Regions from separate parts of the Homo sapiens genome. Here region 1 is linked to region 2. Evidence: chromatin loops called from intact Hi-C (ENCODE). Cell type or tissue: CD14-positive monocyte. All regions are shown on one strand. Links, peaks and the distances in the headings refer to the core of each region. The heading gives the core; the rest is flanking DNA.

Region 1 (5,377 bases), core at 296-5,295, 650 kb after region 2:
TGAGAACTTTGGGCACAAGTTTAAGGCTATGCCCTTCAGGAAGAAATGATCCTGAATCAATCAGTGGCCACAAAGGTAGGGCAAATCTTCCTAGGTCAAGTTCACCCTATGTGTGTGAGACAGAAATAGAATGAATAATGGTGTTGGAGACGGCGGTCCCAGATTCTCACAACAATCAAACCATAACTCTGAGTCACAAATGTGAGTTTCAGTTCTGGTCATTAGACCAGCAGAGTTTTGAGAGGCCCAGGACCATGCTCTTAGCACTTTAGGCTTGAGGAGGAATTCTGAAAAGGAGAAGGAGGTGGGGCGTGGTGGCTCATACCTGTAATCCCAGCACTTTGGGAGGCTGAGGCGGGTGGTTCACTTGAAGCCAGGAGTTTGAGACCAGCCTGGCCATCATGGCGAAACCCTGTCTCTACTAAAAATACAAAAATTAGCTACTTGGGAGGCTGAGGTTGGGGGATAGCTTGAGCCTGGGAGTTGGAGGCTCCAGTGAGGCAAGATTGCACCACTGCACTCCCACCTGAGTGACAGAGTGAGACTCTTTCTCAAAACAAACAAACAAACAAACAAAAGCAAGAACTGGCTGGGCCCAGTGGCTCATGTCTGTAATCTCAGCACTTTGGGAGGTTGAGGCAGGAGGATTGCTTGAGGCCAGGAGTTTGAGACCAGCTTGAGCAACATAGCAAGACCCCATCTCTAAAGAAAAACCAAAACTGATAGTCTGAGGGAATAGACCACATATGCTAACAACGGTTCTAACCTCTAACAAGAGACAATGGCCATGGGTCACTGGCCCATAAGCTCTGTAAGGAGAGGATCCATATTGGACTTCTTCACCACTATGTCCACAGCACCTGGCACACACTAGGTGCTCAATACACATTTGCTGAATGAATGAATGAATGGGTTGGTCTTCCATGTGGTTGTCTGGACCCAGCAGCCAAGTGGCTTTGTTACTAATCGACTGAGTCTTTAGCTTTGCATCCTGGCCTCACCCCTGGGGGCCAAATGGTGCCTGCTTGGTGAACAGTGTCTGGAAAACACGAGGAGTGACTGCGGTATCTTCCCAATATGACATTTACTCAGCAGCAACTGTGGTACAAGGAACAAAAGGTTCTTGCCCTGTAGGACTGCAACCTAAATAACAGAAAACAAAACAAGCATCTGGCAGCTTTCCTGTGTGGGGGTGTGTGTGTTTGTTTCTTGTGTTAAGGAACAGAGAGGGAACAGGACACTACCTTGGATTTATAACAAGAACAGGAATGATTATTTCCTTTTTTTTTTTTTTAACCAGAGTTTCACTCTGTGGCCAAGCCTGGAGTGCAGTGGTGTGATCATAGCTCACTGCAGCCTCCAACTCCAGGGCTCAAGTGATTCTCCTGACTTAGCTGCCTGAGTAGCTGGGACTACCGGTGCATGCCACCACACCCGGCTAATTTTTAAAACTTTTTGTACAGACCGGTGGGGTGGCGGGGAGTCTCTCACTATGTAGCCCAGGCTGGTCTTGAACTTCTGGCCTCAAGTGATCGTCCAGCCTCGGATTTCTTTCTTTTTTCTTGTTTTTTTTTTTTTTTTTTTTTTTTTTTTTTTTTAAGACAGAGTTTCTCGCTCTTGTTGCCCAGGCTGGAGTGCAACGGCGTGATCTCAGCTCACTGCAACCTCCGCCTCCCGGGTTCAAGCGATTCTCCTGCCTCAGCCTCCCAAGTAGCTGAGATTTACCGCATGCGCCACCACACCCAAATAATTTTATATTTTTTGTAGAGACGGGGTTTCTCCATATTGGTCAGGATGGTCTCGATCTCCAGACCTCAGGAGATCCGCCCGCCTCGGCCTCCCAAAGTGCTGGGATTACAGGCGTGAGCCACCGCGCTTGGCCTCTTTCTTTCTTTCCGTTTTTTTTTTCCCCTGGGGAGAGGGGAGCACCTAGGAGGAAATGTGTGAGACTGAAAGGCTGTTCCTTTCTTCCTGGCTGGTCTGAATTTCCTGGTTTTGGAGGCAGCCTCGGGTGTTCCCAGGTTTAAAGGCAGGGGATAGCCTCGTTCCTAACCCCCAGGTCGGCAGCAGCGGTGACTGGGAGTGCAGCTGTGAGGCTGGGACGCCCGGGTTTCCTGAGCCCCGGGAGAGCAGCGCGGGACTCCGTGGCGAAGGGACCGAGAACTTTCGGGACCTTTACAGAAACAGCCGCACACCTTCGAGCAGCCTATATATATTGTATTTCGATTTTAGCCCAAGCCAGGTCTCCCTGAAGTCCCATCTCCTGGAACCTCCGCCCGCCTGCAGCCCTGGGAAGCCGCCCTGTTAGGGATCACCCGCCCGAGAAGCGCCCCGCGTCCCCGAAGCCCTGCCTGCTCGCGGCCGGGAGTGGGGGCGCTCAGCAGTTGAGGCTGAGCACGCGGCAGGAGCAGGCGCTGCGGAAGAAGCGGCACTGGCAGGAGGCGCACGGGTCGCAGCAGGCGGGTGCCGGCGGCTTGCAGCTGTTGCGGGTGGCCACGCAGGGCGCAGATAGGGGGGTCCGGGGCCGCACCACTTTCTTCATCGAAGCCTCCTTCTGCGTGGGAAACGCCGGGGCTTTATGAGCCGGCCACGCCCACCCCTCCGGTCCTCACCTCTGCCTGGGAGCTCCTCGGGCTAGGGAGATCCCGGACCAGAGGTTTCCCCGCTGGCTTGCCCACCGCCCACCGCCCGCTCCCCCAGTCAGATTCCCTCACCTCCATCCCCATCCAGACTTACCTGGCTCTTGCCTGGCCCTGGTCGTCTTCTCCCTAGTTTGTGTTTTTTTTGTTTGTTTGTTTTTTGTTTTTTTTTTAGACAGGGTTTCACTCTGTCAGCCAGGCTGGACTGCAGTGGCGCGATCTCGGCTCACTGCAATCTCGATCTCGGGCTCAGGCGATTCTGCCACTTCAACCTCCCAAGTAGCTGGGACCACATGTGCGCACCACCACGCTTGGCTAAATTTATTTTTATTTTATTTTCTATGTTTTTATAGACGGGGTCTCACTTATTGTCCAGGTTGGTCTCAAACTCTTGAGCTAAAGTGATCTGCCTGCCTCGGCCTCCCAAAGTGCTGGGTTTACATTACAGGCGTGAGCCACCGCGCCCGGCCTAAGTGGTTTCTCTTTGAACTTAAAATGAAACATGAACTTTCTTTTGGCCTTTGAGATTTGGCCCTTGCTTGCCTCTCCGACCCCTGTTAACTTCGCTGCCCCGCTGTGCACCGAACGCAGCAGGTGAGTTCCTGCTGCAGGAACCCAGCAGGAGCTGTCTTGGACACTGCTGCCACAGCTTGCTGCTTCTTTTCCTGGGAAGGAAATAGCCACTGGTTTTTGTACCTTCGATACAGGTAGCCACTGGTCATCTGTGGCTACTGAGTACGTGAAATGTGTCTAGTGCAACCTAGAAACTGAATTTTCAAATTTAATTTTAATTAATTTAAATTTAAAATGTAAAACTGAAGCAATATAAAAATATTCTTCCTCTTAAACACAACTTTTTAGTTAGAACTACATTTTATGCTTGTCAAAACTGAGCATTGGAATGAGATGTGCTGTAAACTATGCACCAGATTTCAAAGATTTAGCACAACAAAAATAAATTATTTCAATAACTTTTTAAATTAATCACATATTGAAATGTTAACATTTTGAATACACTAGGTTAAATAAAATATTACAATTAATTGCACCTTTTTTTTTTTTAAATATGGTTATCAACTGGGTGTGGTGGCTCATGCCTGTAATCCCAGCACTTTGGGAGGCCTAGGCAGGCGGATCACCTGAGGTCGGGAGTTTGGGACCAGCCCGACCGACATGGAGAAACCCGTCTCTACTAAAAATACAAAAATTAGCCCAGCATGGTGGCACATCTGTAATCCCAGCTACTCCCGGGAGGCTGAGGCAGGAGAATTGTTTGAACCGGGGAGGTGGAGGTTGCTGTGAGTGGAGATTGCGCCATTGCACTCCAGCCTGGGCAACAAGAGCAAAACTCTGTCTCAAAAAAAATAAATAAATAAAGTGGCCATAAGCAAATTTAAAATTATGTAGCTCACATCACAGTTCTTTTTTTTTTTTTTTTTTTTTTTTGAGAGCCAGTTTCACTCTTGTCGCCCTCCCAAAGTGCTGAGATTACAGATGTGAGCCACCGCGCCTGGCCTCACATTGTATTTCTATTGGACGCTGCTGCTCTAGGTTACTGAGTTTTTCACTCTATTTAAATGCTACTTCCTTACAGAGGCCTTCCCAGACCACTCTTCCCTTCAGTCTCATTACCGTGCTGTAATTTCTTTGCACTCTTTAACATCTGAATTTATTTACCTATTTATTGATTTACTTGCTGTTCACCTGTTTTCTCCACAAGAATGTAAACTCCATGAGACCAAGGATAAGATATATCTTTCTTATTCACTGCTATGTTCCCAGTGCTTAGCATATAAATATATTTGTCAGTTATATATTTTTATCTGTCAATAATCTCATCTTGCTTGTTCACTTTACAGCCAACAAAATAGGCCTAGAAAAGAGCAGGGACTTTCAAGATCACACAGTGCCAGATCCTACCTCCTAATACCTAATCCAGTGCTCCTTGCTTTGGTTACAGTTGATATGATAAACTGAGGCACACTAAGACAGGAATAAGGTGTGCATTTCAGCAATGCCTCAGTCCAGTATTTCCCAAAGTGGGAACCTGTGTTAATGGTGGTATGATTTTAGGTGGTACGTGAATGTTAAATGATCCTGAATTATACAATAAAAAAGGATTCTTTTTTCAATCTTTTTCAACTTGAAAGGGTCAGTTTGGTGCTAACGTGTCCTTAGTGCCTTTCTAACACTTTATAATCTGCCTTTTTTGTTTGTTTGTTTGTTTGTTTTTGAGATGGAGTCTTGCTGTGTCACCCAGGCTGGAGTGTAGTGGTGCCATCTCGGCTCACTGCAACCTTCATCTCCCGGGTTCCAGTGATTCTCCTGCCTCAGTCTCCCAGGTAGCTGGGATTACAGGCGTGCACCACCACGCCCAGCTAATTTTTGTATTTTTAGTAGAGACGGGGTTTCACCATGTTGGCTAGGCTGGTCTCTAACTCTTAACCTCAGGTGATCTGCCTGCCTCAGCCTCCTGAAGTGCTGGGATTACAGTTATGAGCCACCGTGCCTGGCCTAATCTGCCTTTTATTTTTTGTTTTATTTTATATTATTTTTGAGACGGAGTCTCGCTCTGTCACCCAGGCTGGAGTGTAGTGGCACGGTCTCGGCTCACTGTACTCTGCCTCCCGGGTTCACGCCATTCTCCTGCCTCAGCCTCCCAAGTAGCTGGGACTACAGGCGCCCGCCACCACCTCCGGCTAATTTTTGTATTTTTAGTAGAGACGGGGTTTCTCCGT
Region 2 (5,377 bases), core at 234-5,233:
AAAACCCTCCACCTGAACTGTCTCACCCTGGGCCTCACCACCTATAGATTGAGGATTTATGTCTTAATTTGATTTAGAAAAGACAATGCTACATTTCCAAAACTCAGGGTTGTAGGAAAAAAATAATTTCATTACTTGTTTCCTCAGAAACTTACTTCTTACCCCTACATAATACACACACACACACACACACACACACACACACACACACACACACTTGCCTTGGGTTTGCCTGTGGAGCCACTGGTGTACAGGATGAAGAGTGGGTCCTCGGCATCACACCACTCGGGCTCACACTCATCCCCTGCCTCTTGCATGAGCTCATGCCACCACAAGTCAATCCCTTGGTTCCATGAGATCTGCAGGGATGGGCAGGGAAGAACTGTGAACAGCTCAAGATGGGGACAAGATACACCCGTACCTTGCCCCTGGAGGGAATGAGGTGGGACAGGCAGGTAGGAGTACAGGAAGGGAGAGAAGGCCCTTCAAGGATGGAATGGAACAGAAAGAACAGGAGCAGAACCCAAGCTTACTGAGTACTCCAACCACCCTGCCATCCTACCCCCATCTCTACCCCAGAACTCCTCTCACCTGGCCTCAGGCTGAGGAGGAACCCTTGGCTGGTCCCTTCCCATCCTTCAATTCTGAGCTGAAATGTCACCTTCTTGGAAAGCCTTTACCTGAACAGTATCTGATAGATTGCTACCCCCAACCCTGCTATTATTATTGATCACAACACCATGTTTCTTTCCCACACAGTACATATTTCCTGTTATTTTGTTTAGTTGTCTACTTGATTACTGTCTCCCCATCTAGATAGCGACATCTATGAAGGAGGTGAAATGTCTTTCCTCCCGACCCCTGCCATATCTCCCAACACCTAGCAAAGTGCCTGGCACTCAGTCAATTTTTGTTGGATGAATGACTATGCACACACAGGTCTACATACATACATATGTACTTATGGGACTAGGCTCATTAGCAGGGATGCGGACACCACACAATTCAGAAATGCAAAATTAGTCAGAGCTTACAGGTGAGGTGGGCACCTGACCCTGTTAGTAGTAAAATAAGTCAACAGATCTTGGTCCAAGCACTTTTGCCTACATGTCCAGACCCAATCCACATCTGCGTGTTTCCTACCCTAGCTCTGCTCCTGCCTTTACACCACTGGTACCAATAGGGTTTCCCATAGAGACTTTTGCTTGAGGGGACAGGTTCCATTCAGCAGGAAGCTTTGCTTCAAGTTGGTGAAGAAGGACCAAGGTGGACTTCTCCCAGTAGAAGGATGTCCCCCTATGCCTTTGATAATTACTTCTGGATCTGTCATCCTGAAACTTCTCTAAATTCTCCTTTGAAACTGTTTTACTTTTCTGTCTATATCACCTCTTTGAACACCAATTTTGAGTCTACCATCTGCTGAATGAAGTTAGATCCCTTGAATTTGTCCAAAATCTTCAGTGTACTTCAATACCAGTTCTGCCACTTCCTAGCTATATGACCTTGGGCAAATCACTTTACCTTAAGTCTCTCCTTTTACAAATGAGGACAGTCATTCTTGCCTTAACAGACTCACAGGATGTGGTAAACACCAAAAGAAAAAAGTATTATCTAGTAAACATCAAGCCTTGGATTGCCCCAAGGGTAGAGGTTGGGGTGAGATGAGGAAGACTGATGAATGTCAGGAGAGACAGAGGTTAGTTCAGTGACTACTGGGAGTTAAACTTAAGAGTGTGGGGCTGGGCGCGGTGGCTCACGCCTGTAATCCCAGCACTTTGGGAGGCCAAAGTGGGCAGATCACCTGAGGTGAGGAGTGAGTTCAAGACCAGCCTGGCCAACATGGTGAAACCTCATCTCTACTAAAAATACAAAAAGTAGCCAGGCGTGGTGGTAGACACCTGTAATCCCAGCTACTTGGGAGGGTGAGGCAGGAGAATCACTTGAAACCAGGAAGCAGAAGTTGCAGTAAGCCGAGATCGTACCACTGTACTTCAGCCTGAGCGACAGAGTGAGACTCCATCTCAAAAAACAAAAACAAAAACAAAAACAACAAAAAAAACCCACAAAAACTTAAGAGTGTGATGATAGGAACTGTTTGGGGTTTGCTTTAGCTGTCACAAAGTCCTTTCATATTAATTAGATTCTTGTATGTTCAATGGCCCTGGCTGGCAGGTAGACATGATGGTGTAAGATAAATGCCATTCTCCCATTATAAGGATATATGCTAATTTGTTGTGTGCATATTTGGTTAAAAAAACTTCTGGAGTGTTAGATATATAGCTTGATAAATTAGAAAATGACTCTCTAACCACTCCGTTCTTTCTGTACCACCTGCCCCTTATGGTAGAGAATTTGAAATTTCTGGATTATCAACATCATAAAAACGACAAGCCTAGAAAAAGGAAGAAGAGAGAGAAAGCTGCCTACGGTTAGAAAACATAAGAACACACCTGATTTGGTCTATCCATATGCATCTACACATACATTGTCACATGGGTACTTTTTTTCCTGCCAAATGATCACTTGAGATGGGGGCACTAAGGTATTCAACCAGAAGTATCAATACTGCTTTGGACAAATGGTGCTGGTCTACAGCACTGTGAACTGCCACAGAACAGGCACTAAGTACATGTAAGGACAAGGCATAGTTACAACTGTGGCTCTGCAATGAGGGCACTCTTATAATCTTATTATTTCTTTTGTGGGTGGGTGTGTATATAGAGGTGGAGGGGTCAGAGTACTCCAGGTGTGGAACTGATAACTAGCACCAGGAAGCAGAGTGAACTCAATTAGCAAAGCAACCTTTGATTGTGAATTAGGTGTGTGCCTATGAGGCCCCAGGCTCTGCACCAGGAAAAGGTCTGAATTTTCTAAAATAAGAATTGAGGAGTTGGCCTTTGTCCTTGGACCAGGATAGTCTCAAGGAGGGCAGCTGCCATGTACGGGAGAGGAATATGAGGGAGCTCATAGACGATATGGTTGAGGAGGGTCCCTGCAAACCCTGCCAGGATCTCCCTGGAAGATTGTTTAAGGATAAAGGGGTTTGGAGCCCTGCCAGGATTTTTGCAGCTCTTTTGAAAACTATTTTTTAATTTTTAAATATGGGGCCCATTGTCAGAAAGATTTTTGCAGCTTTGACTGCAATTCTCAGACCAACAACCTGGACTTTTTAAGCCTATTTTTATGCTCTTTGGTATTTTGGAAACTGGTTATTTTCACCTCCAAGAAACAAAAATCCAGTAGCCTTTGGCCTGAAGGTCTCTGGTATTAAGAATTACAAGAGTTTGTTATTTCTTTTCTGGTCTCTGTTTTAGAAATGCCAATCTGTCTGTTGCATTAAGGGGAAGGAAAAAACAGCTAACATTTATTGAGTAGTTACTATGTGCCAAACACCTTACATATATTGACAAAACCCGATAACATAGGTATAATTATTATCCTTATCTTACAGATGGAGAAACAAGCGAGAGAGCTTAAGTAATTTGTTCAAGTTTACACAGCAGCAGATGGCAGAGCCAGGATTTGAACCCAAGTAATCTGGCTCCAGAGATTACAATTTAAGCCACTAAGTTTGTCACCTCTTTCAAAAGAAAGGGTGTAGGTCCTGCCTGAGTTTTAAAAGGAAAGCAGTATGCCCTAGGAATCAGATCTGTCTCCGCCATGCTAATGAGAATAGAGAAAAGGGGCTTATATCTACCATTGGCCTAAGAGGTTAATCATAGCAGATTTAGAGTAAGACACCCTGTGAAGATGGTAAAATCCAGAGGAATAGTGAGCTTTATGTGTTGTTTTAGGAAGGGAAGCTGTTTCCTTTTATAACATGTGTTATCATCTCTCCATTACTGATAAGGAAACTGAATCCCAGAGGGGAGAATTGACTTACTCAAGGTCATACAGCTAAAAATTGGTCTCTGGACTTCAGGCCCACTCTTTCCTCGATACTAATCTGCTTTGAGCACCCCCTTATGGATCTCCCTTCTTAGAACCACCTACAATATGACTTTTGTTCAGTTTAGCACTTAATCATATTACAAAGTTATATGCAGTTTATAAATCCCAAAGCACTATATAAATGTATTTAGGAATCTCCTCTGCTGTCCTGTATAAAACTTAGATTTTCCTTTGTATTAATAATACATGTCTAACTCCCCAACTTGACAGTGAATTCCCAAAGTCAGGGTCTGAACCTCCTCCACCTCCTCCTCCTCCTGTCTCTCGGCTCTGCTCCAGCTACCTGCACAGTAAATGTTTTCTGACAGGTTACCTTGTCCCCTCTCCCACAAAGGTCCTGAGTATCAGGATAAAATGTGTTCTGCTGTTACCTCTCTAAGATCCATACTCTATACCAATTCACAGAGGCAGTAACGGACATTTAATTTCACCACCCTTCAGTGGCTTAGATGTCAAGTTGCCCAGGGGCAAGGGGAAGGAGGTTAGGTCTGGCAGCCACCTCAATGGGGCAAACAGGCAAAGGGCAGATGAGCACACAGACAAGCAAACAGAGAAGCGGTGCCCACGGCAGTGCAGAAATGGATACCTGGGGCTGAACACGCTTGGATTTCTCTTTCAGTTTACCCTGTTAAGAGCCCAGGATGAAAAGGGTAGTGAGGAGGGTCCAAGTATACAGGGAGTGGGAGGAAAGGGTCAGTGTGTCATAAACCCCAAACTCCCTTCTCACTGGTCCTCCCAGCTTCCATTTTCCTGATCCTGATTCCAGCCCCTATATATGTAAAACCCCTAACACTGATTGGGCTTTCCAACTTCCCTAAACTAGACTACAGCCTCTCTAGCCCTAAGACCCCTCAGGGAGCCTCAAGTCACAGACTCTTACTCAACCCCAGAACTTTGATCCCTCATGCTGCTCAGCCTGGAGGCCATCACTGGGCATTTCTACCATTCCCACCAGAAGCCTGGGGGTCCAAAGCTAACAAAGGCCATATTGTGAGGGCTGGACTCTGGTCCTTCCAAGGTGGGCATCCCTTAGGCCACAAAGATAGCCCACCCCACATCACAGCCTAGTAATGGAGATGACTATATATTGTCACTCAAGTTAGACATTTCTAACACAAGCCTAGGCCCTGAGGATCCCCTGTGCCCACAAGGATACCCCAACCAGCATAGGAGTCTCCCTTACAATCGCTTGTGCTATGTTCTCAAGGTACAAGGGCCTCTCTACCCACAGTCAAGGTCAAAGTCTTCCAGTTCCCACCTAGCCCTGCTAGAGGAGGCATTCCTAGAATTGCTCCTGGATCCTCAGTATACTGATGAGCAGGCAAAGAAGGACATCAAGAATTTTCTAGGCAGGAAAAGTGAAGGAATTTGAGCCTGGAGAAAGGCATAGCAGTGCCAGACTCACCTGCACATCTGGGCATGACCT

What was found. Hi-C counts contacts between places; a loop is a spot of excess contacts. Peaks named below come from ENCODE experiments on the same cell type or tissue, not always from the same donor. Only the 100,000 strongest peaks of a DNase experiment are listed, where the experiment ranks them.
Region 1: a loop joins it to region 2, with 9 times the contacts of the local background. A loop is called at or near these places in 1 of 110 quality-filtered maps.

Annotation. Positions count from the first base shown.
Region 1 is chr20:34,266,168-34,271,544 of GRCh38, reverse strand. It overlaps ASIP (agouti signaling protein), which reads right to left. Exons shown (of 4, transcript NM_001672.3): 4 at 2,201-2,554. The coding sequence ends at 2,378. It also overlaps a transcript of AHCY not described here. Among named protein-coding and RNA genes, the nearest start is that of ASIP, 27 kb to the right of the region's middle. In CD14-positive monocyte, for the core only: no CTCF peak of the experiment used is centred there; a DNase peak (open chromatin) is centred at 2,414; H3K4me3 peaks cover 1,185 bases; H3K27me3 peaks cover 407 bases.
Region 2 is chr20:34,914,417-34,919,793 of GRCh38, reverse strand. ACSS2 (acyl-CoA synthetase short chain family member 2) reads right to left here. Exons shown (of 18, transcript NM_018677.4): 7 at 5,357-5,377; 8 at 222-359. Among named protein-coding and RNA genes, the nearest start is that of GSS, 39 kb to the left of the region's middle. In CD14-positive monocyte, for the core only: no CTCF peak of the experiment used is centred there; no DNase peak of the experiment used is centred there.